Linked DNA regions of Homo sapiens: regions 1, 2, 3, 4, 5 and 7 are each linked to region 6. The links are chromatin loops, found by intact Hi-C in ENCODE. Cell type or tissue: endothelial cell of umbilical vein. All regions are shown on one strand. Each heading gives the region's core, and the rest is flanking DNA. Links, peaks and the distances in the headings are about the cores only.

Evidence for each region. Hi-C counts contacts between places; a loop is a spot of excess contacts. Peaks named below come from ENCODE experiments on the same cell type or tissue, not always from the same donor. Only the 100,000 strongest peaks of a DNase experiment are listed, where the experiment ranks them.
Region 1: a loop joins it to region 6, with 22 times the contacts of the local background. A loop is called at or near these places in 12 of 110 quality-filtered maps.
Region 2: a loop joins it to region 6, with 9 times the contacts of the local background. A loop is called at or near these places in 3 of 110 quality-filtered maps.
Region 3: it touches region 6 in a loop (5-fold over the local background); 2 of 110 quality-filtered maps call a loop at or near these places.
Region 4: a loop joins it to region 6, with 15 times the contacts of the local background. A loop is called at or near these places in 7 of 110 quality-filtered maps.
Region 5: a loop joins it to region 6, with 3 times the contacts of the local background. A loop is called at or near these places in 3 of 110 quality-filtered maps.
Region 7: a loop joins it to region 6, with 11 times the contacts of the local background. A loop is called at or near these places in 56 of 110 quality-filtered maps.

What each region holds. Positions count from the first base shown.
Region 1 is chr4:19,307,386-19,311,903 of GRCh38, reverse strand. All of the region lies in intron 2 of LINC02438 (long intergenic non-protein coding RNA 2438), which reads left to right. Among named protein-coding and RNA genes, the nearest start is that of LINC02438, 150 kb to the left of the region's middle. In endothelial cell of umbilical vein, for the core only: no CTCF peak of the experiment used is centred there; a DNase peak (open chromatin) is centred at 2,393.
Region 2 is chr4:19,506,403-19,510,920 of GRCh38, reverse strand. The region is part of intron 1 of LOC105374511 (a long non-coding RNA gene); the gene reads right to left. Among named protein-coding and RNA genes, the nearest start is that of LINC02438, 52 kb to the right of the region's middle. In endothelial cell of umbilical vein, for the core only: no CTCF peak of the experiment used is centred there; a DNase peak (open chromatin) is centred at 2,240; H3K27ac peaks cover 384 bases.
Region 3 is chr4:19,789,252-19,793,769 of GRCh38, reverse strand. The region is part of intron 2 of LOC105374511 (a long non-coding RNA gene); the gene reads right to left. Among named protein-coding and RNA genes, the nearest start is that of LINC02438, 330 kb to the right of the region's middle. In endothelial cell of umbilical vein, for the core only: a CTCF peak has its summit at 2,154; a DNase peak (open chromatin) is centred at 1,849; H3K27ac peaks cover 328 bases.
Region 4 is chr4:19,484,863-19,489,380 of GRCh38, reverse strand. The region is part of intron 1 of LOC105374511 (a long non-coding RNA gene); the gene reads right to left. Among named protein-coding and RNA genes, the nearest start is that of LINC02438, 30 kb to the right of the region's middle. In endothelial cell of umbilical vein, for the core only: no CTCF peak of the experiment used is centred there; a DNase peak (open chromatin) is centred at 2,750.
Region 5 is chr4:20,040,995-20,045,512 of GRCh38, reverse strand. No RefSeq gene overlaps it. Among named protein-coding and RNA genes, the nearest start is that of SLIT2, 210 kb to the left of the region's middle. In endothelial cell of umbilical vein, for the core only: no CTCF peak of the experiment used is centred there; a DNase peak (open chromatin) is centred at 2,542; H3K27ac peaks cover 2,067 bases.
Region 6 is chr4:20,246,232-20,250,749 of GRCh38, reverse strand. No RefSeq gene overlaps it. Among named protein-coding and RNA genes, the nearest start is that of SLIT2, 3.4 kb to the left of the region's middle. In endothelial cell of umbilical vein, for the core only: CTCF peaks have their summits at 1,167 and 2,432 (motif pointing right); DNase peaks (open chromatin) are centred at 1,169 and 2,479.
Region 7 is chr4:19,222,952-19,227,469 of GRCh38, reverse strand. All of the region lies in intron 2 of LINC02438 (long intergenic non-protein coding RNA 2438), which reads left to right. Among named protein-coding and RNA genes, the nearest start is that of LINC02438, 230 kb to the left of the region's middle. In endothelial cell of umbilical vein, for the core only: no CTCF peak of the experiment used is centred there; a DNase peak (open chromatin) is centred at 2,329.

The sequences.
Region 1 (4,518 bases), core at 340-4,339, 940 kb after region 6:
TTATTATGCCAGGAGTTGCACTTGTCATTGTCAATGTTGATCTTTTAAACTCCTTTTTGGAAATGGACAGACACTTTAGGTGACGATGATGAGAAAAATGATTTCCAATAAATGAGATGCCTGCTGGAGGAGGAATAGATATTATGGACAGGTGGATTCTGAGGGTCTCCACATCAAAGCTGTTAGCTGACTTCTAAAATTATCTCTGCATTTTATGGTTATTCAGCAAATCTCTTCTCCCAATAAATAGATCCCCTGTGCCGCTTAAAAAGGCCATGGCATTCATTTCACTCCATTTCACGGAACAGGAACAGCTTGTTGCTGAGATGAATAAGAAGTTAGCCCTGCTATCAGCTGCTTTTTATCCTGCATTTATAAGATGATTGGAAATTTTATAGTAATGATCTCCTCTGGCATTTTTTCTGATAATACTTTTTAAATCTATTGGATGGCAACTTTTTTTCCCCATAAGGAAATCAATTTAGGGTAGTTATTTACTATACATCACATACACACATGATTTGTTTGAAACTGACTACAAACTAGACCTCACCAGAATTCTATTTTCTTCTTTTTTCTTTTTTTATCCCTCGGTGGTTTTGCTGCAATAAATGACTTTAACTCCCTAACGGACTTTTTTTCTAGTCTCCTACCCCTAGAGCTTTCTGTCATCCTGAAGCTATCAGGGAAATCCAAACTTGGAATTTTTATTTTATCCAACCTGTCATAGACTCTGTTTCTGGACCCAGGGGATTATTTTGACTGTGTGTGTGGAACTTCAACTTCATTTTGAATAGAAATCCAAGACTAAACTTGAATTGTGCAGCTTGGTCTTGGACAAACCCTGCCAAATGTTTCTGGTTGAGAGAATTGATAGTTTGCCTTTAATGAGAAAAGTTTATTTCTAGATCTTTTAAAGACGCTATCTTGTCATACTAAAGCAATCATGACAGTGTGTTAAAGAACACAGGTCCTAAACTAATAACTACTTGACATAGCTCTTTCCTTTGTTGACCTGATGTGGCTGCTAATAACCTAAAAGCAGCCACTGTTGCTAAGGATTAAACCATGAGAAAAAAGCAAACGTAAAAAGCAACAACCAAAAAAACAAAAACCTAGTACTCATGATCCCTTCATTTAAAAACTGTCAGGAATGGTATTGAACCAAATTTCCTAAGAATAACCAGTTTTTCTGTGCGTATAATTAACTCTGCTCACTTAAGAGTTATATTTTATATTATAAATAAAAATAATTGCTTTAAGACTGCTTCTGAGTTGGACTTCCTCATTGAAAACATATCCTCTCTGCTTTACACTATATGCAGCATCCTACATCAATGTAATAGAAAAAAGTTCAATTTCCTTCAAATACAGGAAATAGGCTTGGTACCTGTGCTGTATTCATAAATATGTCATCTCATATCCACTACCCTCCCAACAAATTAAAGGTAATTTGGTACAACAAATCATTACTATTCACTCTAATTCTGTAATGGACTGCTAGAAAAATTGAGAACTTGGATGAACTATAAACTTACAGATTATAACAAGTACTTTGAGCCTGCCAAAAACTATAGATTGTGTTGGATCAGTAAAATCTACTGGTTTAATATTTTCAAGTATAGCTTTATATACTTCACCCTAATTTTAATCATAATTTCTTCTTCAGGACAAAATATTTCTCTTTTCCTAGTATCTATTTGTTAGTTTTTTTCCTGAAATCACAGATGAATACCAAAGGCAATTATGTCATCATAATTATCATGAATAATGTTTATTTAGTATTCAACACTGGAGAAAGATTTATTGAATCATAATAGCAATTATAAATTTTCAGACATATTTGCACATATTTTAAAGCATTTGTTTGATCATCTCTGTTGAAAACCTAGGAAAGAAAAATCCTAATGTCCAGGTTTAAACTATCAATTAAAATTTTCCAACCTGATGTGCCATTCATTTTCAATATCATTCCCATAGCTGATAGGTTCAAAGTAGAACCACTGCCACCTTTATATTAAGAAATGCTGTTAGAATGATGTTTTTCTTGCTTCTCTACTCAGGAAACTTCGAATGCAGATTCCTCCTTTGATTGGCCAAAACCTTTTGAACTTTTAGAACATTTGGTGTGTCTGAGTTCCTATTTTGGTCCCTGCCAGGAAGATTCCATCAACTTCTATCTGTGTCACTTATCCTCTTCTGTTGACTTAGCATTTCCTGAAATACAGTCTTCACTGACCTAGTACTCCAGGAAACACCAATTTAGCATGGTAAATTATCATTTTCATTGCTGCCTCAGCATTTCCGGCAAAGATCTTTTTCTCTCTTTTTCTTAGTCTCTTCTGTCAGAGAGCCATGGTTTTGAGGTGAATTTAGAAGTTCAGGACTATTACAGAACATAATGACAGGATGCCCTCAAGTGGTAACAGTTACTCTACCCAGAAAGCTCTAAGTGGTTTACAACATGAATGCACAATTCATCCTGTGGCCTCCTCAGCAGAGGTGGGCAGCATTTTGACAGCTCGTAAAAGCTGAAAGAAATGGAGAAGATATTAAATGTACTTGAAAGGAGATAAAATATATTTAACCAGAAGGAGTATTCTGCATGCCTCAAATTCTTATCCTTAAAACATTGAGACTCTTCCTGTCTACCATTAGGTTTTTACAGCATCTCATTGGTTATGAAAAGTGTTTAGATATATTTACTAGGATGATTGACCTTAGAAATGGTATATTTCATAAAGACCTAGGTTCCACTATTAATCACTCTGAACTTCTCATCTGCAAAGTCACAGTGTAATACATGTGTAAGATTAACATAAATAATGCGACTGTCATGTAGAATGTTGTCATATAAAGTAGGAACACAAGGAAGGATCATTTTAATGCAGTCCCGTTTCTCACATTTATCATCATCAATAATAATAGAACGTAGGAATATTAACTCAGAAATCAGAAGGAAAAACTGATATTTGAAAAGGACTAAAAAAATTAAAATGATGAATTCAAATTAATGTCACAATATGTAAGAAAAATAAGGAACCTCAAACTAAATATTTTCCTAACTCAACTTTCTGTTTTTGTAGCCCCAAAATCTCTATCTTGTTTTGTTTTTCATTCTATTAAGAGGATCAATTCTGGTTAAAATATTCAGTTACTCAAGCCTGCAACCTCGGAATCATACTTGAATCAGCCTTTTCATTTCTCACTTGAATTGTTTGGTTTTCTGAATGTTTCTTCCATCTGTCACCTTCTTTCTACTGCTATCATGAAAGCCTTAATTCAGGTCTTCAGCTGTTTTCATATAACTGGTCTTTTCAGCATCCATCTCTTCTTACAGGTTGTAGTATGTGCTCAATCTAGAAACTATTGTGTTCTTAGCACCTTGTAGGTAATGGTATTAGAGTGAATAAGAGACAATATAAAACTGAGTTCCTTAGCTCAAGACCTTAGTCTCACTTCCTATCTGAACCCTCCTATCTTTTAAAAAATTCTTAATAGCTGTGATTCGCCTAGTAGTTATTTGGTTATTGTGTCCATTTCTGAACTAAATCTGTCCTCTACAAACGGAAGTCCAAAAATACTCCATATCTAGAGTTTTATTAATTTATCCTCACTGAGAAAAAAATGAGGTTGCATTAACTTTGAGATACCAAGCTATACCTTGGCTTTCCACTCAAGTACATTCCAGAAAGTAGCAAATTTAAACCTCAACCCCACAGCTGAATAACAAAACAGATTTTGATCTGTTTTTTTAATAGTAACTTTTCCCTGAATAAACTGCAAAAAAACTAAAAAATTAGCCACACAAAGGCTGAAAAGTTATTAATGCCTTTACTTTCTGTGAATAAAGGAAGTAGTCTCCTAAAGAGCTGTTAGAAATCCACATTTTCTTTCTTCTGTTTTCCATAAATGAAGTTCCATAAATATTTAAGGCATCAATATCACTGCTGTGTGGAAGAGTGCATATAAGGGGGTCTTTCCTGGCTTTTAAGACATTAAAAGTATAGGTGGGAGAGAAAAACAGTAACACTATAACAATTTAAAAGTAAAACTAATTAAAATTGAGAGAAGGTATATTAATCCAATTTTACACTGCTGATAAAGACATCTGAAACTGGGCAATTTACAAAACAAGAGGTTTCATGAACTTACAGTTCCACGTGGCTGGGGAGGCCTCACAATCATGGCGGAAGGCAAAGAGAAGCAAGTCACATCTTATGTGGATGGTGGCAGGCGAAGAGAGAGCTTGTGCAGGGAAACCCCCCCTTATAATACCATCAGATCTTGTGAGACTTATTCAGTGTCACAAGAACAGCACAGGAAAGACCTGCCCCATGATTCAGTTACCTCCCATGGGGTCCCTCCTACAACATGTGAGAATTCAAGATGAGATTTGGGTGGGGACCCAGTCAAACCATATCAGGAGGTAAAACAGAATAAAAGGAATCAATCAAAAAATTTAAAAAGGATGGGGAAAGTAAGAAAAGAGAAGGGAAAAGGAAAAAAGAGAAAGAA
Region 2 (4,518 bases), core at 380-4,379, 740 kb after region 6:
GTCTTCTTTGTGGCATTTTTATGTTATTTAACTTCCTTTCCAGGTTATTGATCTCTTAGTGCATTTTACTGCATTATCTCTAGCTTTTACACAGCAGTGTTGTAGAACATTTAAGAAGATTTTAAATTATAATAATAGTGTAAGCACAGAGCTTGCATCACCAAAGCATCTGCAGAAGTTTCAACACAGGGAAATAACTGTGAGATTCAAGTAATACCAACAAGGATTGTTAGTATTTCTATTTGCCATATAAATGGCACTTCCTTTTAATAATATTAAAGTACAGTATATAAGTTATCTAAATTGTAATCTTGGAAATTTTGTATTCCTCGATAAATTCTGAAGATCTGGGAGATATCACATACTTTCAAATTGGGCACAACCGATTATAGCTTTATATTACATTATGATATTGTATTTCAAATCCATATAAAATGCTTCCAGACTGCATATGAATATAGCTTATGAGCCCCACTATTCCTGTTGCTCCATATCCCCACCAAGTAACCCTCATGATTCTTCTGCTGTGTTGCTCATTGCATTGATTTCACCTGACTATCATGGCACTTAAGGCCAAACATCCCATTCAGTGAAAAGCATTTAACACTTCCGGCTTCTGAGCATAGATAGCAACTCCAGACCTTCCTTGTGATGACCAGAAGTCTCTCACTCATGTCTTTAGGTGTAGCAGGGAGCTGGTATCTTCCCCTTTTAAAATTAATAGGCGCAGTAAGCCTTTTATCCCTTCAAGCCTATTGATCACCCTACACATTTCCTGTTTTCTGGTATTATGCTCACTCTGATACACTTTGTGTCCAACACAGTGAGGAAAGAAGAAAGTAATAGGGCCAGAAGCAAAAGATAATTATCTAAGAGATGATTTCAGGGACCTGGACAAAAATCAAAAGAGATATCTGAAGAACAGATAAGCCACATGACTAGTAATCAAGAGTTAACTCAAAGTGAGCATTTTCAGCATTCTATTCAGCGTGCTACATGAATTATTTTGTGCTTTTATCATCTCAACAACCTTATGTGGTGAATATAATGAATGCCCCAATTATATGGATCAGGGGATGATTACATAGTGTTCAGTGTTAATCACTGAAGGTTTGCTAATGTAAAAGAGAAAGTGCAAAAACAACTTAAGAAGGAAGGATATGCATTTCAAGAAAGAAAACAAAAGAAGGCCTTACCCTTCAAAAATTCATACATAAAGCGAGATGTCAGAGTATAATGTTGATTTTGAACCTCAAGGAAGTGGATATTAATTTAAAAATTACTTAAATTTCTTAAATATTTTTAGAAAGGAAATAGGCCAGGCATGCTGGCTCATGCCTGTAATCCCAGCACTTTGAGAGACCGAGGCAGGTGGATCACAAGGTCAGGAGTTCAAGACCAGCTTAGCCAAGATGGGGAAACCCTGTCTCTACTAAAACTACAAAAATTAGCTGGGCGTGGTGGCAGGCACCTGTAATCCCAGCTACTCCGGAGGCTGAGGCAGGAAAATAGCTTGAATCTGGGAGGCGAAGTTTGCAGTGAGCTGAGATTGCGCCACTGCACTCCAGCCTGGGTGACAGAGTGAGACTCTGTCTCACAAAAAAAAAAAAAAAAAAAAGGAAACATATGAGGTCAACCAAGAAGTGGGAGAACCAAATGACAGAATGGTGTTCTTATAGCTATGGAGAACTGCTTAAAACACTTTTACTTGGAAAGCAAAAACTCATTCTAGCAGGCTCAGACAGATAGGTCATCTAAAAAATATCCAGTTGATCACTATGATATTCAAAATGTTTGTCAACAGGCTGAAACAATGGGTCAAAACAGACACATAGAAATATATAAAATGCCAACCTTTTGTTGTCATGGGTTTGTTTAAATGTAAACTTTGCCATCTACTGGTTAAGTGATGCTTGCAAGTTACTTAGCATTTAGGCGCCTCAATTTCCTTATCCATAAAATGGGAACAATAGTATCTCCCTTACAAAATCAATATAAAGAGTCCTTTGCTTTGCTTCAGAAATTCAACTAAGTATAGGATGACAAAGTCCTTGTTTGCAACCAGAACACGCAGTTACAATCTTGGGGATTTAATGTAATTTGTGGCTGAAAAAGAAAAGGCAAATTTAGGCTGCATTAGTAGAAGCAAAGTATTCAGGTCACAGGAAGGACTTCTGTATTACTAATAACCAGGGCATGAGATGGGTGACGGTAGCTATCTATGTATAATGATTGTTTTTTAAAGTGTGAATGCAATATCTATTGTGCAGCATATGTGACTCACTCTTTGATTAGAATCTTTGAAACGCATTGGTAATTAATCACCCTCAAGCCCATTGACCTCATATGTTCTTCAGAGGTTGTCTTGAGGCAGCACTTTCAACAGCCACTACAGATTGATTGGACGTGTCAATGCAAAATACGATGCAGTTTTACTTCCAGGAACTGTTAAGTGAAACTATGCAACAATTTTATTTATTGTTATTTGGGTTAGAGATTTATTGTTATTTGGGTTATTTATTATTGTTATTTGGGTTGGACAATTGAATAATAATTATTATGTTATTTTAAATTCTATTATTATGGCTATTCTGCTCTTCAAAGAAAATACTGCATTCAGTAGTCCCACTCTAATCATGGCGTTGCTGAAAACCACTATGATTAAGAGAGCTGATGAAGTTGAGGAAAGTAAGAGTTGAAGAAACTCACAACTAATGGGGAAAAAAATCAATAAAACGAATGTCAAAAGTGAACACACAGACACATGCACATGCACCTACATGTGTGTATTTTCATGATATATTCTCACTAGGTCCCTGTGGTGATAAAACTTAGCTCAACTGATACTTTTTGTAGAATTCTCTTCTCTATGTGGTTCCAAGTGAGAGATGCATACAGAGAGATTTGCAAGATTTTTGGAAAGAGATGAAGGAAGAACCAGTTTGACACTCAGAAGACAGACATAGTGTGATAGGCACCATGACATCTTGCACGTGTCTTCATTAATGTACTGAAACAGTTAGCTGAGTGAGGGAAAGCTGCCTGGCCCACAGCTACCCCCAATCTTACCAGGCTTCTCCCTTCAAATTCTGCAAATCCTGGGCCAGATATGTAATTAGCTCCATGGCAAAAGGTGCCAAATTCTCTTGCAGGTCACCTGCACCATCAGAGTTGGCAATCATGAGATACGGATGTGGGTATCTGTGAAGATGTATGACTTCATAAGTTTCTGATGGTCTTTGCTCTCCTACACTTGAGTTACCCTACCCATCAGATGCCCCAGCTAACTTATGGATCATTCAGGCCCACCCAACACCAAATGCAAAGACAATGCTGTTGCATAGACTTCTTTTTTTTTTTTTTTTTTTTTGAGATAGAGTTTGCTCTTGTTGCCCAGACTGGAGTGCAATGGCTCAATCTTGGCTCACTGCAGCCTCTGCCTCCCGGTTCAAGCGAGCCTCCCAAGTAGCTGAGATTACAAGCATGTGCCACCATGCCCGGCTAATTTTTGTATTTAGTAGAGATGGAGTTTCACTATGTTGACCAGGCTGTTCTCAAACTCCTGGTCTCAAGTGATCCACTCACCTTGGCCTCCTAAAGTGCTGGGATTACAGGCATGAGCCACTGCGCCTGGCCACACAGACTTCTTAACCAGCCCCCATAATTGTGTAAGGTCTAATTCCTAAAAATAAACCCTTATACTTTGTTAGTCACAGAAATTCTGCTTTTCTGATAGATATGATTGCTGTAATAACTCACATTTTAAAGGTAAGATTTACATCTTTTGTTGGCATGGGTTTAAATACAAGCTTTATCATTTAATGGTTGGGTGATCCTTGCATGTTTCTTAGCATTTATAAACCACAGTTTCCTAATCTTTAAAATGGAAACAATAACACCTCTCTTATAAGGTTAATATGAGGATTAAACAAGGTAATATAAATAGCCGATTTATCTTTGTACCAACCTTGCACTATGACCTCAATGAAAGATAATGGTTATTGTCACTTGTGAGTTTATCACTTGTCAGTTTTATGATTTAAATATATCATTTATTTTAGCAAAGCTTAAGTTACACTGTGGCTGTTTCAAAATTAAGAGATAATGTATTAAAATTACCTGGTCTCAAATCTATGTAGAAGAATGAATCCTAATGTAAACTATGGTCATTAAGTGATAATGTTGTATTAACATAGATTTGTCATTTATTACAAATGCACCACTCTGTTGGGGGATGTTGTTAATGAGGGAGGTCATGAACATATAGGGAGAGGGAGTATATGGGATGTCTTACCTTCCTCTCAATTTTGGTGTGAACCTAAAATTCTTCTTTTAAAAAGCTCTTAAAATATAAAAATAAAATAACATTTTTAAAATTGCCTAGCCAAGTCCTTGACCTATTTGGTACTCAATATATTAAATAAAACAATAAGTAAATAATCAATTATATCTTATATATTTTAATCAATAATTTATATACTGTTCATTTAATTTCTATTTATTCTTCCCTTAATAATA
Region 3 (4,518 bases), core at 266-4,265, 460 kb after region 6:
AGAAGGGTTAGATGACTGCAAACCCAATAGTTACATTATAGGAAGCATGTGCATCTGACATCATTTTCCATTTCCTCACCACTACATTATACTGCATAATGACAGAAGCAGTGAATTTTGAGGTCTGCTAGAGAAAAGCAAGTATGGAGAAACAACCTGCATGAGCCAAAAGGAAAGAGACTCTTGGTGGCACTTAGCAATTAAGCCTGCTTCAAATTGTGTAAGGCAAAGGAATGAAATAAAAGTGAGCTGTTCAAGTACTGGGACTAGGGATGCACAAAGAAGGTCTGCAGAACTGCCTGGATCAGTGAAAGATCCTGGGGGATGTCATGATTGGCTGGGCAAGTTGGGTTGTCTGGAGAAAACTGAAGCATTGGAAATATCTGTAAAGTCACCTTGATCCTTATCTTTCCAAGTGGGAAAAACAAAAGTCCATTAAAATTCCTGCACTCCCTCCCATTTTTTTCTTCTTTATCCATTTCTTCCAGTGGATGTATACTTTCTTATTGGTCGATGTTCTAATAAGCCATTATTTGCTCTTGCTAGATCCATTCTTCACCCTCCTCTACCCTGCGGTGTGCCAATGTGGGTGAAGACAAGGCAGGCAAATGAGCCCTGTGGATGGCATGATGCTCTGGCTTCTTGTTGGCTTTGACCAATGACACCCACAACAGGAGATTGGAGCACAAGAGACAGTGTGTCTCAGTATTTATTTTCTTTGACTGTTTCTCACCTCCTTCCCACCCACCTTGATCCCATTTCTCTGGAAGTAGCTGTGTTTTATCTACAGATGTATCTTCCACAGGTGGCTCTTCTTCTAAGGCCCTGGTCTTTACTGTGTGCCAGACACATAATTTTCTGCTTGTCCCTTAAGCCCTTATGGTGGTAACAGCTTCCCACTTTTGCTAGTCTTCCTGTCACCTCCCATCTTTTGTTTCCCAAACACTAATCTCACCTCTACAAACAGTTCTATCATTAAAATCCTTATGTGTGAGCTATTTGGAGTAGATTCTGTTTCCTTCCAGGGGTCTGAGAAATACCAATAATCACTCTTTCTTGGTAGGAAGTGCCTACTTGCAGGGAGCACACTTTCTCCCCTCATCCATGCTTCAGTTGTAGTGTCAGGTCCAAGTGAAGAAGAACTTTTATGGTCCAGCTCTTCCTACCATGGCACAGAACTTCAGTTTGAGAGTCCACTCAAAGAATGGAATCCCATTTCTCCGCAGACCTAACAATTTAATATCTAACTTCTAAACCTATTTCTCAATTGATTCTGTAGTTTACATAAGAAAAAATAAAGGAGTAAATTTTTGAGTCCTTCAAACTCTGGCAGTTTTCATGTTTTTCCTTTTTTAACTCCCTTCCCAATACTAAGGAGGCTGTGTGCAGAGTGGTTTTACTCATATAAAGGAATAGCAGGACGAGTGGGTCCTTCTGGTCTTTGCAGAGATAGCCTCTTAATTACAAGAGAGTTTTGACAGCATCTATGGATACCGTAGTCTAGAACAAGAAAACAATTGAGGCAAGCATCCGACTCCTGATGTTCTTTTTTTTGAAGGAAGAAATCTGAGATGTTTGGCACTACTGGGATTTTTATATTGCCCCCTTCCTGCAATTTCTGAACTGGTGAAACTTGTGCTGGACTAAAAATAACAACTTGAGGAGTTGGAAACTGATCTTTGGGTAAAGAGACCGGGGTGGGTAAAGAAACTGGTCTGTTGTTAATCATAAAGGCTGTCCTCAGTGCCTTATCATATGGAAGTGAAAGAATACTATCTCCTCCTAACTTTCCCTTGGGAAAAATGACTTTGTATTAGCATTTTACAGGCCATGATACATAGCATTTTTTGGCATTTGGCCAAAACTGGGGAAAGAGTAGAGAGAGAGGTGAAGATATTTGTAATATTCAGGAAACAAAACAAAACAAAACAATAAAAGGAAATGAAGTCCTGCCAAACTTGTCCTCGGTGTTGCACTAGTCTTTCTCTGGGTGTCTGAAGGGGGGACATTGACCTCCTAGAAACACCCCAATAATTGAATCTCTGCATGAGGAAGAGTTATCTGAAACCATTCATTTCACAAACATTTATTGTGTGTTTCCTGAGGTTTCAAATGCTGCAACTGATGAAGGGCACTGGGGCAGGAGGATGATGTTGAGGCCACTAGAGGCAGAGGTGAGCTGGATGTATATAGAATAAAATAATCACTGGAAAGGTCTACCCGTTGTCCCTCAATCCTCAGTCCAGTGAGGAGAACAGAAAGGGACTTTTTTTTCAAAAGCAGCGTGATTAGCATGATTAGAGGAGTGTGCTGGAGCAGCAGTCCTCAACGTTTTTGGCACCAGGGACTGGTTTCGTGGAAGACACTTTTGGGGTTGGGGGAATGGATACAGGATAAAACTGTTCCACCTCAGATCTTCAGGCATTAGATTCTCATAAGGAGCATGCAACCTAGGTCCCCTGTGTGCACAGGTCGCAACAGTGTTTGAGCTCTTGTGAGAATCTAATGCTGCAGCTGATCTGACAGGAGGTGGAGTTCAGCTCAGGCAGTAATGCTTGCTGGCCTGTCACTCACCTCTGTGCGGCCCGGTTCCTTTAATATTCCATGGACTGGTACTGGTCCACAGCCCAGGGAGTTGAGGACCCCCATGCTGGAGGATAAGCAAGGAAACCCCATGTTATGGCTGGTTTAGCCTCTTCATTTTAACAATGAAGATTCTGAAACCAAGGAATGTTAAGTGACTTGTGTCACACAGTTCCTGGGATGCCAACTTTGACTAAATCTCAGCTTCTGGGTTGTAGATGGCCAGAGATGATAATGGAGAAGAATATGTAAAGAGTGGAAGAAAGAGCTTTTTTTTCCCCTTTGGGTTTAGAGAGTTTGCCTGCTGTGTAGAGTTAAAATAGAGAGATGCCGATTTGTGGAAACTACCCTAATCATGGCAGAAAATGTATGCAACCTAATCTTACATATGAAATGAAATACTTTGAAGTGTTTTGAATCTGCAGTATTGTATCTATGCTGCTAGTGTCCAAGTGAATTACTGAAAACCAAACAATATACACAAGACAAAGGTACATTCATATCACAGAGGTAAAACCTCAAACATTATTGCAAAATACAGAAAACCAACTGCATGTGTGCTTACATGTGATTAAGCGTAGACCTCTCTGAATTTTCAGGATGTACTTAAAAACGCCTGATGCAGATGCTTCATATTCTGCATTTACCAAAAAAGAGGGTTAATACAATCAAATTTCTTTTGTGATGGAGACTTGAATAAAACAAGGTCACTAATTACAGGTATTGAACTGTTTTGCCTGACATATTGAAGGCTTTTGTGTGCTAAACAAGTGTCATTTTTGGAAAAATTTCCAACGAGAAAGAAATGAAGAAAAGTGGGAAAGATTGCATGAGAAAAGTGGGGTCTCCGTTCAAGCTCCCTAACCAACTAGAGAACCAGGCTGAGAGAATATATAAGCATTGATTAGATAACAGGAAAAAAAAGACTAATTCCATTTCCAAATATAAATAATTGCTTTTTGTTTTCCATAGCTTCAGGGAAGCCTAAAGCCAAGAGTAATTTATAATCTTACTTTCAATTACTTTTTCCCCCCAACATTTTGTAAGCATTATGTCTGTGCTTTCAATCAGACATGTTCAAGCAATAGCAAATTTGTCTCCAACTTAGAGAATTGTTAATTAAGGACCCAGATGTGTTTCACAGAGCAATGGAAGCTAAAATCAATGGGTGCCTAACCTGAAGGTTAGGCTCAGGCAATGCCAGAAGGAGCCAAATACATTCCCAGGCCTTGCTAATGAGACATTAAGTGAATGTTTGAAAATGATGCTGTAGCAGAATTACATAATATATACTAATCACATGGAAAAAACAAAAATATCAAAAAAAAGATCTTTATATACACCTACTCTCCATTTATTTTCTAACTCTGGAAAACATAACAATTTAATTCCTTTTGATAGTTCCCACTGGGACCCACTAGGTTTTTCTTGAAATTATAAAAAATGAAAAGTCATGTTCAAGCTTTATGCCTGAGGAGAAAAAGAAGAGCGTTTCCTAGACATTGGTTAAGAAGGAGAATAGAATCCCCTAATTTTCCCATGTCCCTTCCATCCTGGCCCACCTGCTTTCCGAGATTATATTGTCTGTTTAGCTGGGTTCCAGATCTATCTCAACCAGCATTGTCTTGCATTCAAATAGTGGCATGGAGGCATTATTCCTATAAATAATCTGACTCCTAAAGAGCCACTGTGCACTGGTTTAATCAAGGAGTGGGGAAGGAAGCTAATACTTGTTGGGGAGTAATTAGGTGCTGGGCACAGTGCTAGGCGCTTTCCATGTGCAGTCTAATCTATTCCTTAGAGCAATGTTTGTGCTCCATAATAGATCATATCCTACTCATTTTCAGAGAAAATTCCGGCTTAGAAGTTAAGGAACGTTATAAATTTTCAGCATTAATAAATGAAGACACAGGGTTTGATGCCAAGTTTGTCTGT
Region 4 (4,518 bases), core at 282-4,281, 760 kb after region 6:
GAACTATAATGAGAAATGAATTGGTGAGGAAAAAAATGCATCTCTCTCAGATCCCATTCCATTTCCATGAAACATAAAGAGTGATTGCGTTTAACTGAATGCCCCATGAGCTATGAAAATCATTTGAATGGGAAATGTGTACATATAAAATTTACTCAGCATTTATATAAGCCTTCATGTCCCTAAATTGTAATTAGCATGCATTATTAAAAGATGCAAATACAAATTCCTGCTCTATAGAATATTTGAAGAAAAATTTAAACTTTAAAAAATCTACAAAGGTAAAAAATATTTTATAATTTCTTGCAAAATAGTATATATTAACTGCAGATATTCAGCAAGCCACATGGCCTCCTAAAATGTCATTTTTAATGAAGACACAGATAACTCATAAACATTTATAGTCTTGCAGCTATTCGATTCTGGTTGTCATATTCCTTCATTTGGCAAATATTCATTGGGTTTTTATTATATGCCAGACATTCTTCTAAGCACTGGGAAACAAATGTGACCAAGACACAATTTTTGCCCTCCTGGTATTTGAGTCTATGAAAAGGCAAATACTTTTAAGTAAATAGTTAACATACCTTATCTATATGAATATAATAAAGAGCATGCATGTTTTATCCAACAAAAATTCTTCATAGTATATAGATAAAAAATAATAACACAGATATGACATATGATTATTTACCCAGAGAATTTTTAATTGTAGTTCTAATTGTGCATTTCTTGGGACACTCTTCAGAATATATAAAAACTCAAATACACACCAGAGATTAGTACATGATTTTATAATGGGCATGGCCTTCAGCATTAAATTAACATGTTAAAAGCAACTGCTGCTGGAAAGTTATTGAATGGTATACATAAAATATTCATAGTGTTGCAGAAACAAAAGACCCTTTTCTGATCTTTCTCTAATAGAGAACACAGTCCTTGACAAAAATAAATAAATAAAAATGTCCAAACCTGTTTCTAAAAGAGTTTAACATTTTGCATTTCTCCCAGAAATGTGTGAGAATATCAATTGATCCACTTACTCTCAAAATATGTCATTGTTATTGCTGATGATTCTCCAGTTATGCCTTTAATTGTCATTTCCCAGATTACTGTGATAGACATATTTTCTAGTGCCTATTGACTATTTCTGTAGATTTTGTTGTGGAGTTTCTGGATTCTTTGCTCATTTTGAATCTTATTATCATTGATTTGTAGAAGTTACGTAAAATCCTCAATACCAGTTCTCAGTATGACATATATGTATTGCAAGTATTTTCTCTAGATCTGTAACATTCCTGTTATTTTGCTTAATGGAATCATTTTCTTAGAAAATATTTTAAGATTTATTTTAAATTTTTGATCAAGCCTAATTTGTCAGTTTTTTTGTTATTATTGTTTTTTGTTTCTAGTCTGGGATACTTTCGCATATTTCCAAATCACAAAGAAATTCTGATGTTCTCCTCTAAAAACCTTATGGTTTTAGCTTTTATGTTAAGGTCTATGGTGTGTCTTGAATTATGTTTTGTATATATTATAATGTAAAGATCGTCAAGTTATAGTATCTATTTATCCCACCGCTTGTCGAAAAGACAAATACTGATACAAATTGAATAATATTGAAAGCTTTGTAGAAAATTAAAGGACTGAATAAGTGTAGCTCTGTTGCTGGTCTGTTCATTTTGTTCCACTGATCTATTTGATGATTCTTACGTCACTATCACACTTCATGATCAGATAGCTTCACAATACCTCTCAAAGACATGCAGTATGAGATCTCCAAATTTGTTCTTGATACTTTGCATTTTCATATGGATTTTCAAAGTCATCATGCCAATTTTTCAAAAATCCTGCCAGAATTATATTTGTCAATGCATTTAATCAGCAAGTTAATTTGTGGAGCATTGATATATTAATCATATTAAAATGTCTAATCCATGAAGTTGTATATTACTCAAGCAATTTTAACGTGTCAACATTCTACAAGAATATTAATTTAAATGACTGTTTCTTAATGGTATCAATTATTTCTTGCCAGCATATTTCTAGTAGTTCCCTCCATACATTTTAAGACAAGGGCAATTAAAAATATGGACTGAATCTGCCCTCAAACTTGTTTTGCATGGTCTGCTCGGTGCCCTCTCCAATCTGTTGTAGGCCGCACTGTTCTAAAATTTCTTACAACCATTTGCTCTACACACATATGCTATTGCCATTGAAGGCATGAAAATTTGAGACTCTATGTTTCAGTTTCACAGAAGAATTCATTATTCTGTAAAATAATTATGTAGCTTCTGCTCCCTTGCCGTTCCTGCTTATAATGGTATTCCACACTTCTCAAACTTATAAAATACTACACATCTTTAAAGGTGAAACCAACACATTTTTTCTTTAGTGTAGCCTATCTTAAACAGCTCAAAGTTAGTTGCAAATTTTCTTTATTATGTAAGTATTTTTTATATCTTGAATTTATGACATGGCATACTTTATATTATATATGTTTATATGTTGATAATTACCTTTATTTTTTATTAAAACTTAGTATGCAAGAAATACATTTTTATTTTATCACAATATACAATAATATATTTTAAATATGTGCAAAGACAAACAGAAACATATAATGAATACTCTACACCAGTAGTTCTAAACCGGAGTTGATTTTTATCCACAGAACAAAACGTTTGGCAACATTTTTGATTGTCATAACTGGGGGTGAGGGGAAGGTTTGCTACTGGCATCTAGTGGACACAGGCCAGGCAAACTGATAAACATCAAAATGATCTGCAATGCCTAGGACAGCTCCACACAGCAAAGAATCCTGTGCCAAATACCAGTAGTGCAGGTGTTGAGAAACTCTGCGCTATACTGACCATTCAACTGTATCAGATGTTAACATTTCAACACATTTGCTCCAAATCTCCTCTCCTTTAAATAAGAAAAATATTATAAATATATTCAAAGGATTTCTTTACTCCTGATCTCATTCTTCCCTTTCCCACTTTAGAGATAACCTCTAACCTAAAACTGATGTGCAGGTAACACTGCATATTTGTATATTTTATTTCATATGTATTAAACACTATGTTTTGTTGTGTATTCATTATTCTTACATATCAGATAGAAAACTGTCGAATATCCTACAATTTCTTTCTTTCACTCAATATGTTTTTAATATTTATCAACTTTGATATTCATATGTCTGAGTCACTGGTTTTAACACCTGTATAACCATTATATGTCTTTTGCCCTTATTTTTTATCCATTAGTGTATAAGTGGACATTCTGTTGTTTTAAATTGTTCTCCTTGACAAAGAGGGCTGTGATAAACTTTATTATACATTTTTCTCTGTGTGGTGTACTGGATTGAATAGTGTCCCCCCAAATTCATTTTCACACAGAATGTTAGGACATGACTTTGTTTGGAAATAAGGGTGCTGCAGATGTACCAAGTTAAGACAAGGGCCTAATGGATTAGGGTGGACCCTAATCTAATAACTGTGTCCTTGTAAGAAGAGAGGGAAATTAGACAAAGAGCACACACAGAGGAGGACACCACGTGAAGACAAAGCCAGACTGGAGTGATGTGTCTGCAAATCAAGGAACGCCACCAATTGTTCACATCCACCAGAGGTAGAAGGGAGTCATGAAACAGACTTACCCTCAGAGTTCCACAAAGAACTATCCTTAATTTCAGATTTTTGGCCTTCAGAATTTTGAAAGAATACATTTCTACTGCTTTAATCCACCCAGTTTGTTTTAATTTATTACGGCAACCTTCAGAAGTTAATACATGTAGATACGTGGTACATTCTCTTAGTGATTAAATCAAAAAGTGGAACAGCTGGCTTATAGGGCATGTGCCTCCACAAATTATTAACTTATAAGACTTTCTCCACACAATAGCCTACCTTGTTATCATCATTGTTTAAATTTTGTAGATATAAGTATTTTATTGTCTGTATTCACCTTTCCGTGATTATTAGTAAATTTGTATACTTTTTCATAATTTTTATTCACTTAATTCTATTATTATGTGAAGTATCTAATAAATGCTTCAACCATTTTGTGTTTGTGTGTGAGAGAAGGGATGTTTGTTTCCAAAAACAACATGCAGAATGGTGTAATGTTTTGTGGCCACTAAATCTTTGTCTAATATACATTGCAAATATCTTCTCTGAGCCTATGATTCATATTTTGAATTTGTGTATTCATTTTGGTAGGAGTTATTTATTTTATTTACCAGAGTCTAATTTTTATGACTTGTTCTCAGTTTCTGTGAAATAATTCATTCTGCTACTAACAAAAATCTATCGTCCTACATGTTATTCTGAAAGTCTGATAATTTGATTTTAATATTTATACTTTTAATATACGTGAAATTTACTTTGGTCCATAATATAATGTAGAGAACTATGTTCTCATAAAAAAATTCAATGTTTCTTTCATCATTTAGTGAGCAATGTATTTTCTCCGCATTTGATTGTAACATGACCTCTTACCTATAAATAATATTTT
Region 5 (4,518 bases), core at 191-4,190, 210 kb after region 6:
TGATGTATAATATTGAGAGCCCAAGCAGCAGGAAAGGCATTTCAGACCATATGTGATTATCTGAGTCCTGATTAAGTACACACACACACACACACCCAAAAAAAATCAGGGAAGAAGAAAAATCCCAAGTGATAACTGGAGATATTTGAGGTTTTATAAATCTATGTAATCATAATCATATTGTAAGCTAGAATTTGCTAAAATAGGAATGGGTCTAAAATGTTTAAATATGCAACCATTTTCTATTTTGATGTGTGTGTATGAAGACTAAATAAAGCAGTTTCAAGCTTATCTGTATTCGGAGCATACTACAGAGCAATTTGTGGTTTGAATACCCTCTTCAGTAAGGACAAATGCTTCTTTGTTTATGTGATATGGTCTATGCAATCTTTGTAATTAGATGTATAAGCTATGCCCTATCAGCAATTTGAAGAAGATCTGATTATTTTATTTGCGAATTTTACTTTTAAAAACGTAGCCACATTCTTTCAATTCTTCATATTCTCCATTTCTGTTGCAATTTTCCATTGATTATCACTTGCTTCATATTGCTTGTAAATGATTATTTAAAATGGAATCTAATACATTTTGGTAGTACCAACATGTTTACTCATTAAACTGGACACATTAAGTCACATTGCTTTCATTGCAATGGTTCCTAAGAAAATCATCAGCTTAAGCAATACCAACCGTATTTCAGTAGACAAATTAATCTTTTGTTGAAAGTCTCATCTAATCTCCCTTGTTCAACAGGAAGTTTTCTGCCCTGTAGGCATTTGTGATCTTTTGGCAGTAAAGAAGAAATATGATCTTTATAAGGATAACTTTAAATGATTTTTTAAAGTAAGAATGCATAAATGTTCTAAAAATAAGATTGACTGTACTTGAATGCAAGTTTCAAAGGGAATGGATTTATAAAGTATTTATTTCTGCTAGAAATGCGGTTTGGCAGAGAAAACACTTTCTTATAGCAGGCAGAGAATAGGATTGAGGCAATCATGGCAAAAACTTAATTTATGAGAAATACAGTGTGTATTTTTTTAGACTTCTGACCTTGAACAAAACCCTAGTTATCCAGATTTTCCTATCTATAAAATGTGTTCATTTTTTCTATCTTATTTGGAAGGTCATTATGAAGATTAATGATGGCTTTTCAGGGATAAGTTCTGTGTAACTTCTTTTAACAGGAGTATATTAATATTTTACTCTTTAATGATATTAGTGCAAACTCAAGCAGCCCAGCCAGTTACACTGCCAGCTGTTGCCTCTCAATAGACAGGGATGTTCAGAGGAAAAAAACAAATTGGGGGATGTGCCTTCCCAGTTTGCAACAATTTCCTGAGGATGTAGAGCAAGTCACTCTGTTCCTAATTACTCTAGGCAGTGTTGTCTGTCTGCTCATCTTGTTTCCCAGGAATCCACAGCCAAAAAAACGTATTTGAAGTTATGCCTCAGTGTGCATGGGACCTTTCCAGATATACCACACAAAATTAACTGGCAGATGCTTGGATATCTGCAGCAAACTCATCCCAACTCACAATTTCCAAAAAGCCAGCATCAATACTATCCCACCAGACCAGATGTACTTTCCATGTATTTATGTTCAATGTTGACATTTCATGTGAAGTAAAGCTTGAGGGAGCCAGTCACCATGAACTATAATAAAATGAGATGTCTCATAGTCACATTAAAAGATGGAAAACATTTCTCTGGAAATCTGAAGTTTGGACTAGTGTGTAGGCATTGAAATGCAGAAGTGCACAGGGAATGTGTGATTCTTGTACATGTGTACCTTCTATTTAAATAAGAAGGCAGCTAATTGTAAGAAAAGTTTTAAGTGAGGTTGGATCTAGTTTTGTAGGCAAGCGCCAAGATGTGTACAATTTAACCCGCTTTAAAAGGAATCAAGTATGAACATGAATACTTATTTTGAAAGAGAAAACATACAACAAATTTGAACTTTATAAAAACAAACACCACAAATATAACAAAATCTTGAAAAATATAATCCTTTTAAAAGTAACTAACTCCCCAACAGATTGCCACCAACTACCCTTTTTTCTCTTCATTTCTTTGCCATATACTCTCTTGTTCCTTATATTTATGGTAATATTTTTGGGAAATTATCATAAGGAAAATTGACAGATAATTCAGGTTCCCTGTAGGGTGGTTATCAAATCAATGTTTTGTTTGTTTGTTTTATTTAGAGTGTCGTGATGCATAAAGTATGCAAATTATTACTCATAGCATCAAAGCATGTGACTGTTACAGGTTTGTGCTCTGCAATCAGAGTTTCTGATAAATTGTGTTTTGCAGGATTTTTATCACTTGAAATCCACCTCTACTAATGAGGGTTACCAATCAATAAACCCAGAGTTGATGGACACTATACACTATATATCAAAAGGAGATTTTCTCTTTGTTTGAGTGTGAAGAAGGTCTAACTCTGATTCTGAGAATTTGAAAGAGGAAGAAAGAAAACTCAAGAGGAATTCCAATAACAACAGAATGTGCATGAGAAAGGAAATGAAGAAGGAGGCACCATGCGGAAGGAAAGTGAGTCAGGTTTTTAGGCTGTGCTAAGCACATTACGGACACATCTCTTAAAATTATAAGGCCTTGAGACGAATTTTATTTTCTTGATTTTACAGATTAGGAAAATTTGGCTCAAAAATGTTCAGTCTTACACAGTCAGTCAAGTTGAAGCGAAAATTCAAGTCTATGCTTGCCTGATTCTGATTATTTGTTCAATAAACATTCAGCACAACCATGTTGTATGTGCTATCCTCTTAAGGACTGGGAGTGTAAGAATAAGTAAAATACATTTGTGCTTTCAACTTACTTATTGTTTCCCAGATGTCAGTACTTACAGAATGAATAGATTTTTACTGAGTGAAGAAAGGAGAAAAGCAGTATTAAGCAATGAGGTAGCACATAGCAAAGACAAAACAATTTCTGATAGGGAGAAGTATCAGTGATTTCCTTAAACATGGTGGGTGGTGTTGGGGTTGGTATTAATACTCCAGCCTGCCCACTATCAAGTGAGCAATGGAGTGCAAATTTGTCAAGCCATGACTCTTAGCTCTCTGATCTTTATTTTTGCTGTTTGTATCTTGGGGTGTTACCCTTTTATAAGTAAGGAAACATAAATACACATCAAAACTCTATTCCAGTGCCTAAGAATTTCCATAAGCATATTTGTCAAATCATATTAGATGGCTGTTGATGGAGGGAGTTGTTAACTCAGATTAATTGCTGTTACTTCTCTGGTGTTGGAGACAGTGGTATAGTTTCCTAAAAGGCAGGAAGCACTTAGTGGAATGTCATGCTCCCCGCTCATGCTTTCAACTAATTTAATGATGGTGATGAAGATGAAAGTGAATGCTGCAATAATGCACATTTAACAATATTTGTTCCATTATTGTAGGCCTTGATTATCTGAAATGTGAGCACAGTAATAGATGTCATTTTGATTTGCACTCTAGGAGAAGTAAAATAGTTGCATGTCAACCAAGATGAGATATATAGAATGTGTTAAACCAATCTTGTCATTTAATATCTGATGAACTACAAGTGTTCACCCTTACTGAAATATGCCAGGTTCTTTTGGTAGCACACTGGGTATTGTAGTTATAGCCGGTGCAAATTGCTGTCTAAATGTATGCTCAATTTAACAACTGTCTGTTAAAGTTATCAACACATTCCAACATCCATTATACAAAAGAACCCCTTCATGCATTGAGGCAGAAGTGATTATCAAAATGATGCAGTGAAGGGAAATACCCTTCGGTGCACCTTATAATACCAGCACATGAAATAGATTGGAAAGCAGGCATTTTTATAGTATGGGAATATGTAGTATAAATTTGATGTAGCAGTAAATTTTTTTAAAAAGGGAGAGAGAGAATAAAGAAATAAAAAATTTTCCGTATAGCACACATGCTAATTCCTCCTCCCCAAACTCATAAAAAGCATAAAACACCCAGAAGGTGTTTTAAAACTTAAATTAATCACCAAACACATTATCATTAATTTCAGAAATGCTGAAAAGGAAAAATAAAAGGTATGTGTTAGTGCAATGGTACACGGAATATCTGAAACAAATACAAAACATAAATAGGTTCAATTGGATGTATATTTTTCACAAAATGGCAATTACTAGCATATTAAGTGACTTCGATATTGGACTATTAGGTCATAGTCTATTTAAGAAGGTTAGAGGGAGTATGGATTGGAAGCAATTAAAAAGGGAAGCCAACTACATCAAGGATTCCAGAGAAAAAATAAAGTAGCACATTAGAATGAGAATATAAATAGTCTATATGCTAAGCTTTATGGATATTCTATAGGCATAAGATAAGTAAAAAGGAAAGTATAATATAACTTTCAATTTATTCATATCTTTTAATTAAGACTATGATTAGTTTTTTTAGGAAATTGACAATTATTTCCAATAATCATAGTCTTAATTTACATTTCCGGATGACCACTGATGTGGAACATCTTTTCATATGCTTA
Region 6 (4,518 bases), core at 215-4,214:
ACTCTTTGTATTTCCAGCATCTATGCCTGCCACATAATAGGTTTCCTCATAAGTAACCGATTTCTTTAACTCAAGAGTATGCTCAACCTAAAATCTCTGCAATATCCTCATTAACGTTTTTCCTGGTTAACATTTTCTAAGATGTCCTTTCATAATGGCTACCCCTACTTACCTCATTTTGCCTGCCTTGGAAAACGTAAGCCTTTTCGAGGACACGCCCAAAGGCAGGGTACCATCTGATAACTGAATTGGAACTCTTAGGATTACTCATTTTAATGCCACAGATTTATATTGCTCTATTCTTTTAAAACCTTCAAAAACATTTGACATTTATTAACTCATTTGTCCTTCTAGATTTTAGCTTAAAGGTCTGTTATGTAACTTCCTTGAGGAGGAGAAAAAAGAAGCCCTTGTCACATTTTCTTGTAAGGAAAATGAGATAAAGAACAAGTACCTGTCATTGAGGAAGGAGCTCCCCCAACCCTCAGTGAATTTTCCTTAGTGTGTACCAGTAAATTATGTGGTTAAATATGGTTGCTGATACATTAATTTATTTAATTTCACAACTTTAATATCTTGTCAGCAACAAGAGGTGTTTGTGTTCAACTTTGTGCACCACATAGAATTGTTGTTCCATATTTTAATTCCAAGAACATATCCTGCATTCCAAATATTTATAAATAATATTATTGATATTGTTGCATAAGTGAAATTCACAGACATAAGTTCAAGTTTCATTCTATCTCTGATCACTTTCTGTTTTGTGTAAAACCAAGGAGAAACTAACATACATAGCAACATGCCTACAGAAACATCTTTTTAAAATTTGAAGCCAATTTAAATAAGAAGCTATGTTCAGTGGATTTCATTCAGAAAAAAGAAAGACTGTAATTAATTCTTGAGAGGCATATCTTACTATTTTTTGCGTTATTAACTTTTTAGTTGATAAGGGGAATTTTATACATACATAAACAACCAGGTCTCCTGTCCTTTAACATATTACTGTATTATTCCATTAGTATTACTGCAGGATGTTTGTTGAAGGCCTTGCAGGCTTCAGAAACATTAACTTCTAGGTCTTAATTCTTTATGGATTATTTTGCTCCCATATGAATTTCTGAGTTTCTCTTTCACTGTTAAACCCAGCCTGAAGAAAGCCTTCTGTGGTGCCTCTTGTCACCACATGAGGTCTCCATAAATCCTGACCTGGATTAAGCAGAAGTGGAATCCACTATAGCCAATATCCGAGTCTCCTATTATCTTGCAAAAAAAAAAAAAAAATCCAGTTCGTACAATAATTTGGAAACAATGTAGACAATCACCTATGCAGCAAAGAAATAAAAAGCATCAGAATAATGTGTAGGTTATTAAATGTCTAATAAACTTTGCATTTTTTTGAAATAAAAAGGTTGTGAAGTTGGGTTATATGGGAAAAGGGAGGAAGAAAAGAGAATTTACGAAAAAGAGATAAAGAAGAGTAAAAATTATTGTTCTCTGTCTTTTTAAACAGAGGTAGGTAACAGTAATTGCATTGATCAAATTCATGAAACTTAATTCCTTGAATTTAACTGCCTTCATGTTACTATTTTCCATTGTTGCAATGTGTTCATTTTAATTATTTGATATTTCTTTCATTTAAATTATCTGATATTTCTCACAATATCTTTGTATTGGAAACGTAGACATGGAACCCTAATATAATGGAAATTAAGATTTAACCAAAATTTGTTTCAAGCCTACTAAATTCCAAGCTATTTGACAGAGTTACATCCACAGTGATGGTTGCTATTTCACTCCTTACAGTAGAGGATGTTGGTCTTCATGCAAGTCGCAGCTTATTAAATGGCAGAGCTAGAACCAGAACCTAAGTTCTCTGACCTCAATTCTCAATTGATTCTTCTTCACCCAACTGTTTATCTGTAGATCCACTGGAACTCGTGGGGATCAAGGAATCTATAGATCCTCAGGAATGATCACCCTCATACAGGAGATGGTCATGTCTCTGCACACACTCCTTAAGGGCATCTACAGGGAGCAGTAAAGAGCTAGAGTCCTCAGCACCAGCACTTCAAGGATACTGAAACCTGACCTGCTTCTGGACATAGCTTTGACTTTGAGATGATTCTCTAGGTGAGTGGTTCTCAGCATGTGGTCCCTGGACCAACAGCATCGTAATCGCCAGGACTGTAGTTGGAGATACAACTTCTCAGGCCCTAACTCAAACCCACAAAATCAGAAAATCTGGGAACAGAAGCCAGAAGGCTGTGTTCTCACAAGCCCTCCAAGAGATTTTGATGTTCACTAAAATTTGAGATCCATTACTCAAGAGCTGCTCTGTGTTTGTATCTGTGACACATTGGTACGGAGAATGAAGCAGCAAAGAATAATAGATAACAGCTGCTGAATTGTCTTCAGCTTCTCATTCCTGGGGGTTGACAATTGCACATTACTGATTACCTCTAGGGGGCACCAAAATATTTTGATGTACAGCTCCGCAGAGGCAATAAGACTTTAGTTTTATTTTCCAAGGAAATGGCCTTCAGAAGTGGAAAGGGCTTCCTAGTTATTACATCAGCAACCTGCCCGAATATGCCTCAACCCTTTAAAAAAATCTGTTATATTTATAGGGATTTTTTCCAGTTTAATACCACTTTTGTATGGATGCATTGATTCCTATTTCTCATGATTATTGTGAAAATTAAGATATTATTTTTCAATCTAACAGCACAGGGCCTGGCATAGAGCTAGGTGCTTATTAAATAAAGGGTATTTCATTATTACTTTTAATATCTGAAATTTTCTAAAATATTATATTTGTATTATGAGAATAGATAACATATTCCTTTAGTTATTACTATGATCCAATAACTTCTTGTATTGAGTCCTGGGAAGGGCTGGGCTGAGGGTGATACTTTACAAGAAGAACAAATCAACTTACAATAATCAAGCCCTGCTCAGACCTACAGTATCCCATGAACAAAAGAGTGGCGATAGATATAATTAGTTTTGTGCTATGTGTGTCACATAATATAAACTAATCTTTGAAGAGGTAAAGTTGGTTTCCCGCTGCCAGAATAACTGCTTGTTGATTATGCAGTGAAATTAAAGGGAGAAGTTCTAAACCTTGATCTGCTGATAAGTGGGAGTGCTTGGGTAGCTTTGGATATGCGGCTTAGCTCTCGCCTTAGTTTCCTCCTTTATACATTGTTGGGATTAGACCAGTTGAACCATAAATCCATCCTTCTGTTATTAGTAATAATATATTTATTAAGCAGTGTCTGTGTTCCAAACACTGGGCTGGTCACCTTATATATCTTAGCTTCTTTAATTTTCACAGCAATCCTCTGACTTGGATACTATTTTTATCCTTGATTTATAGTGAAGAAAATTGAGGTTTACAGGAATTCATTCAGTTCATGCAGCTAGCAAGCAGCAAAGTAGGCACTAGAATTCCAATTCAATCCCAAACTCTGTTTCACAAACATTGTAATACCCTACCTTTCAAATTCTATGATTTGAGTACACCAAGCAAAGACTTGTTCTATATAAAATGAAGACAAAGATGTATTGGGGGAGGAAAGAGTGCAGTGGTTTAAAGTGACATTTGAATATTAAATGTGTGAGATACTCCAGCAAGAACAAAAGAGAATATGCTGATAATAGAAAAATGATAGTGGGAAAAGTAAAGCAAAAGATAGTTAATACTCGATGCAGGTTAAAAATACATTAATATCAAAACACACAAACAAAAATACACGGTAAAAATTTTAATAGTTTTATGAGTTTCAAATTTTTAAATTGTCGATTTCCTTTAACCATTGAGGAGAAGGAAATACAGTTGTAAATGATTTTGAATGTCCTAATCTTTTGACTCTACGAAGTCTAATAATGTGCATCCTGGATTTTCACAGAAGAAAAGAAAAATCTTTCTGGGTTACTTGGAAGGAAAGGAAAGGAACCTCTCACACCTCCTGCAGGCTTCTTCTGCTAGATTGCAAAAGGTTGACCTTCGTCCTATAAGGTCATAGTATCAAGCTAAAATTACACAGAAAGGTACTCTAGTCTAATAGAAACTCAAAATAAATATTTTCAAATCCCAAAGCTAAATATTATATATTGTAGATAAAAATCAACTCTGATTAACAGAGGCAGTTCATAACCACTATTGGAAAAATATAGTTCAAAGTAAATGCCTCCCTGATGGCCAAAAAGCCATTTTCTCATACAAAGAGTCTCATTAGTATCTTAGTACAAGAAGTGGAAAACTTCTTCTGTCAAGAACCAGCTAGTAAGTAAGCACTTTAGGCTTCATAGGCCAATAGTCAAAAAAATCAAGACCATTATGTACATGCATAATCTATTAAAGAGAGAAAACACATTTCCACAAGTGTCTTACTGAAGTAATTAAAAACATAACAATTGTTTATAATTTTGGGGTCAGACATGTCTACTAATGAGAACTATGGAATTTGGAGGAGAAGGATAACATTTTATTTAATTAGGTTTCAAAGTAAGTGT
Region 7 (4,518 bases), core at 313-4,312, 1.0 Mb after region 6:
TAATAAGAAATAGTAAAAACAGTTGAAAATTATATATACATTTGTTCACTTCAATTATTTATTACAATGAATAACAGAAAATAACTTGAGTGTACACCCATATGGGAAAGTTTAAATACATTTTGTTAAATGAATACAATGTCACATTATGTAGTTTTTCAAAGAGTATTTACAGGCCAAGGGACATGCATATAAAATAATGTTAAATTAAAAAAAGATAACAGTACCTAAAGTTTTATATTCCAAGTTATTCCAATGTTCAGACATATGGGTGTGCATCTGATGTGTGTGTGTTTGTGTTTATGGAGCTGTGCATCTGTGTTTTCTACATTCACAGTTAACACATCAAGAAAACACTAAAAAAGAATATACCACATATGAACAAAGCTTATTTATGGGGTGGTAATAGTACGTGTATTTTAATAACATTTTTGTCTTCCATATTCTTCACATTGTCTACATCAACTTATGATAAAATAAATTTTTTGGGGAGGCCGAGGCAGGTGGATCATGAGGTCAGGAGATCGAGACCATCCTGGCTAACACGATGAAACCCTGTCTCTACTATAAATACAAAAAATTAGCTGGGCATGGTGGCGGGCACCTGTAGTCCCAGCTACTGGGGAGGTTGAGACAGGAGAATGGCATGAACCCGGGAAGTGGAGCGTGCGGTGAGCGGAGATCGCACCACTGCACTCCAGCCTGGGCGACAGAGCGAGACTTCATCTCAAAAAATATATATATATTACATATATGTAATATATAATATATATATAAATTATATATATATGTAATATATAATATATATAATATATATATAATATATATAATATATATATAATATATAATATATATATAATATATATAATATATATAATATATTATATATATTACATATATGTAATATATATTATATATAATATATATTATATATATTACATATATGTAATGTATACAATATACATTATATATAATATATAATGTATACATTATACATTATATATAATGTGTATACATTATATATTATATATAATGTATATATTATATATAAATATAATATTTTATATATAATGTATATATTATATATAAATATAATATTTTATATATAATATACATTATATATAATATATAATATACGTTATATATAATATATTATATACATTATATATAATATATTATATACATTATATATAATATATTATATACATTATATATAATATATACTATATATAATACATACTATATACATTATATATAATACATACTATATACATTATATATAATGTCTATATTATAGACATTATATATTTTTAAGTGGTCCAACAGATTGATATTGTAATTTAACGTAACAAACGTCTACGCCGTGTGACTTGTATCTATATTAAAAAGAGTAATTTGATTATTTCCTTTTATTTGAATCTCATCAATTGTTTACTTTTAAGGACAAAATATATAATTTTTTTCTGTAATATTTTAGAGATTAATTTACATGAATATCTGAGTTTATCCAAAACAGCAATTAAGATAACTACAAATAAAATTAATTTTAATTGAATTTTCTGATATAACAAAATCAAAAGAGTCAAATATTTTCTGTGGATCATGAGTCCAAAAGTTTACTTTTTTGTTTGTTTGTTTGTTTGTAAGGAATTTGGTACCTCTCTGCAGTTCAACCCATTTCAAAGTCACATTTAACTTTAGCTTGATGCTATACCTATGTTTCAAAATTGTGCATTTTACAGGAATCTGTAAATCTGAGGTCTGTGAAAATCTGTGGAATGGTTAAAATCTCAGTCTAGACTCAAAATAATGTGGACTTCATATTTGAAACTCAACTCTCATTTAAAATGGTATAAGCTTTCACAAGTTCGTAAACCTAAAATTCCAAATCCTCATCTACAAAACAGGACCAAAAATATACCTACCTTATTAGACTGTAGAAAGATATAGTGAGGTGATATATGTAAAGTTTGTATCCCTGTACTTGGGACTTTCCTAAGCACTCAATTAATTCTACCCATTATTGTATGTTTAAAAAACAAAAAATTCTGGAATCATTGGTGCCTAAATGCCTGGCATTACACTCAGAACAAGTTTCTTTCAAAAATGTTTCCTCTTAGCAAACACCTACCTAAACATTGGTCCTTTTATACTACATGTGGACCTTTAATCACTCTCCTAGGATTAGCGGAACAACTCAAACATAGATCTGAACATTCAGGAGTCAAGTGTTCAATGAGTTCTACCTGTAAAACAAGAAAAATACATTTTAGTACCTTCCCACCTATTTAATATTTTCTCCAGACTTCTAAAATCTTATTTCAAATAGTGAACAAAACAAACAAATAAATGAGAAAAACAAGTCATTGTTGTGAGAGACATCTGATTTTTTTTTTAATGTGGCGCAGTAACTTACTCTGATTTAATTTTTCTTAAATGCCGCCATCTAGTGTTCACTAATTTAACTTTTATTACTTACCTTAAAAAGATATTGTTAATGTGGAAGTAATGTTCCCCACTTTCCCAGAGGCAAATAGCATCAAGTCAATTTGTTTCAAGTTTCTAAGTCATTCTAAAAAGACTTGCTATATCTGAAATAGCACAATAATGTTGAAATAAGAACAATCACAGTAGTAAGCTGTAGGACTATAAACATGTTTTACCTTGTGAAATACAGACATACTGTATTTCATTATAGTTCTAGCTCTCCCCTCTCTCTCTCTCTCCTCCCTATCTCCTTCTGCAAGAATTCTTTAGAAGTGCTTCTCTTATAAACTCAATGGCAAAAAAAAAAAAAAAACAGTTATAAATGGGCAAAGGACTTGGATAAGCATTTCTCCAAAAAGACATAAAAACAGCAAACAGGTATATCAAAAGTTGTGCAATATCGCTAATCATCAAGGAATGCAAATAAAAACAACAATAAAATATCACCAAACTCTTAAGATGGCTATTATAAAAACAAACAAAAAAGATAATAGTTGTTGGTGGCTGTGTGGATAAAAAGGAAACTTTGTACACTGTGTTGGGAATGTAAAACAGTGCAGTCTCTATGGAAAGCAGTATGAAGGTTCCTCAGAAAATTAAAAATAGAACTACCATATGACCCAGGAATCCCAATCCCACTTCTGGATATATGTTTAAAAGAACCGAAATTAGGATCTCAAAGAAATATCTGCACTTCCATGTCCATTGTAGCACTGAAGAAAATAGCCAAGATAAAGGAACTGAAATGTTCACTGACAATTGAGTAAAGAAACTATGGTATAAACACATAATAAAATATTATTCAGCCTTAAAAAAGACAGAAATCCTACCATTCGCAACAAAATGGACAGACCTGAAAGACATTCTGCTAAGTGAAATAAGTTAGTCTCAGAAGGACAAATACTGTATCTAAAATAGTCACACTGGCCAGGCACGGTGGCTCACGCCTGTAATCCTAGCAGTTTGGGAGGCTGAGGCAGGTGGATCATTTGATGTCAGGAGTTCGAAACCAGCCTAGCCAACATGGCGAAACCCTGTCTCTACTAAAAATACAAAACAATTAGCCAGACGTGGTGGTGGATACCCATAATCCCAGCTACTTGGGAGGCTGAGGCAGGAGAATCGCTTGAATCCGGGAGGCGGAGGTTGCAGTGAGCTGAGATTAAGCCACTGCACTCCAACCTGGGCAACAGAGCATGACTCTGTCTCCAAATAATAATAATAATAATTAATAATAAGAGTAATAATAATAATGAAATAGTCACACTTACAGAGGTAGACAATAGAATGATGGCTACCAGGGAGTGAACGGAGGGGAATATGAGGAGCTGTTATTCAATGGGTATAAAGTTAAAGTTATGTAAGTTCTAGAGATCTGCTGAACAACATAGTTCCTATAGTAAACAATAAAGTATCACTCACTTAAAAATGGTTAAGAGGGTAAATCTCAAGTTAAGTGTTCAATACAAACAAACCAATGAAAAGCAAAGCAACACAAGAAAACTTTTAGAGGTGATGGGTACGTTTGTCACCTTGATTGTGGTGAAGGTAACAGGAATATAAACATATGTCCAAGCTTACCAAATGGTATGCTAATTATATATTAATTATATGCAGTTTTGGCATACCAATTCTATTCCGGTAAAGCTGGGAGGGAAGAAAGTTATCAGTTATGGTTGGACAACTCTGAATTGTGCAAAACTCATTTAATTTTACAATTTCAAATGGTGAACTTTACGGATTGAGAATTACACTAATAAATAAAGTTATCCAAGTGAAAAAAGAGAAAAATAACTATTTTGCTCTCCATTGTATCCCGGGCTTCTAGCATAGTGCTTAATAAAATACCTAATGTTTATATGCCAGTGTGTTCTAAGAAATTCTTTCTTTCTTTTTTTTTGTCTTTTTGAGACGGAGTCTTGCTCTGTCGACCAGGCTGGAGTGCAATGGCGCAATCACGGCTCACTGCAACCTCCGCCTCCCTGGTTCAAGTGATTCTCCTGCCTCAGTCTCCTGAGTGGCTGGAATTAC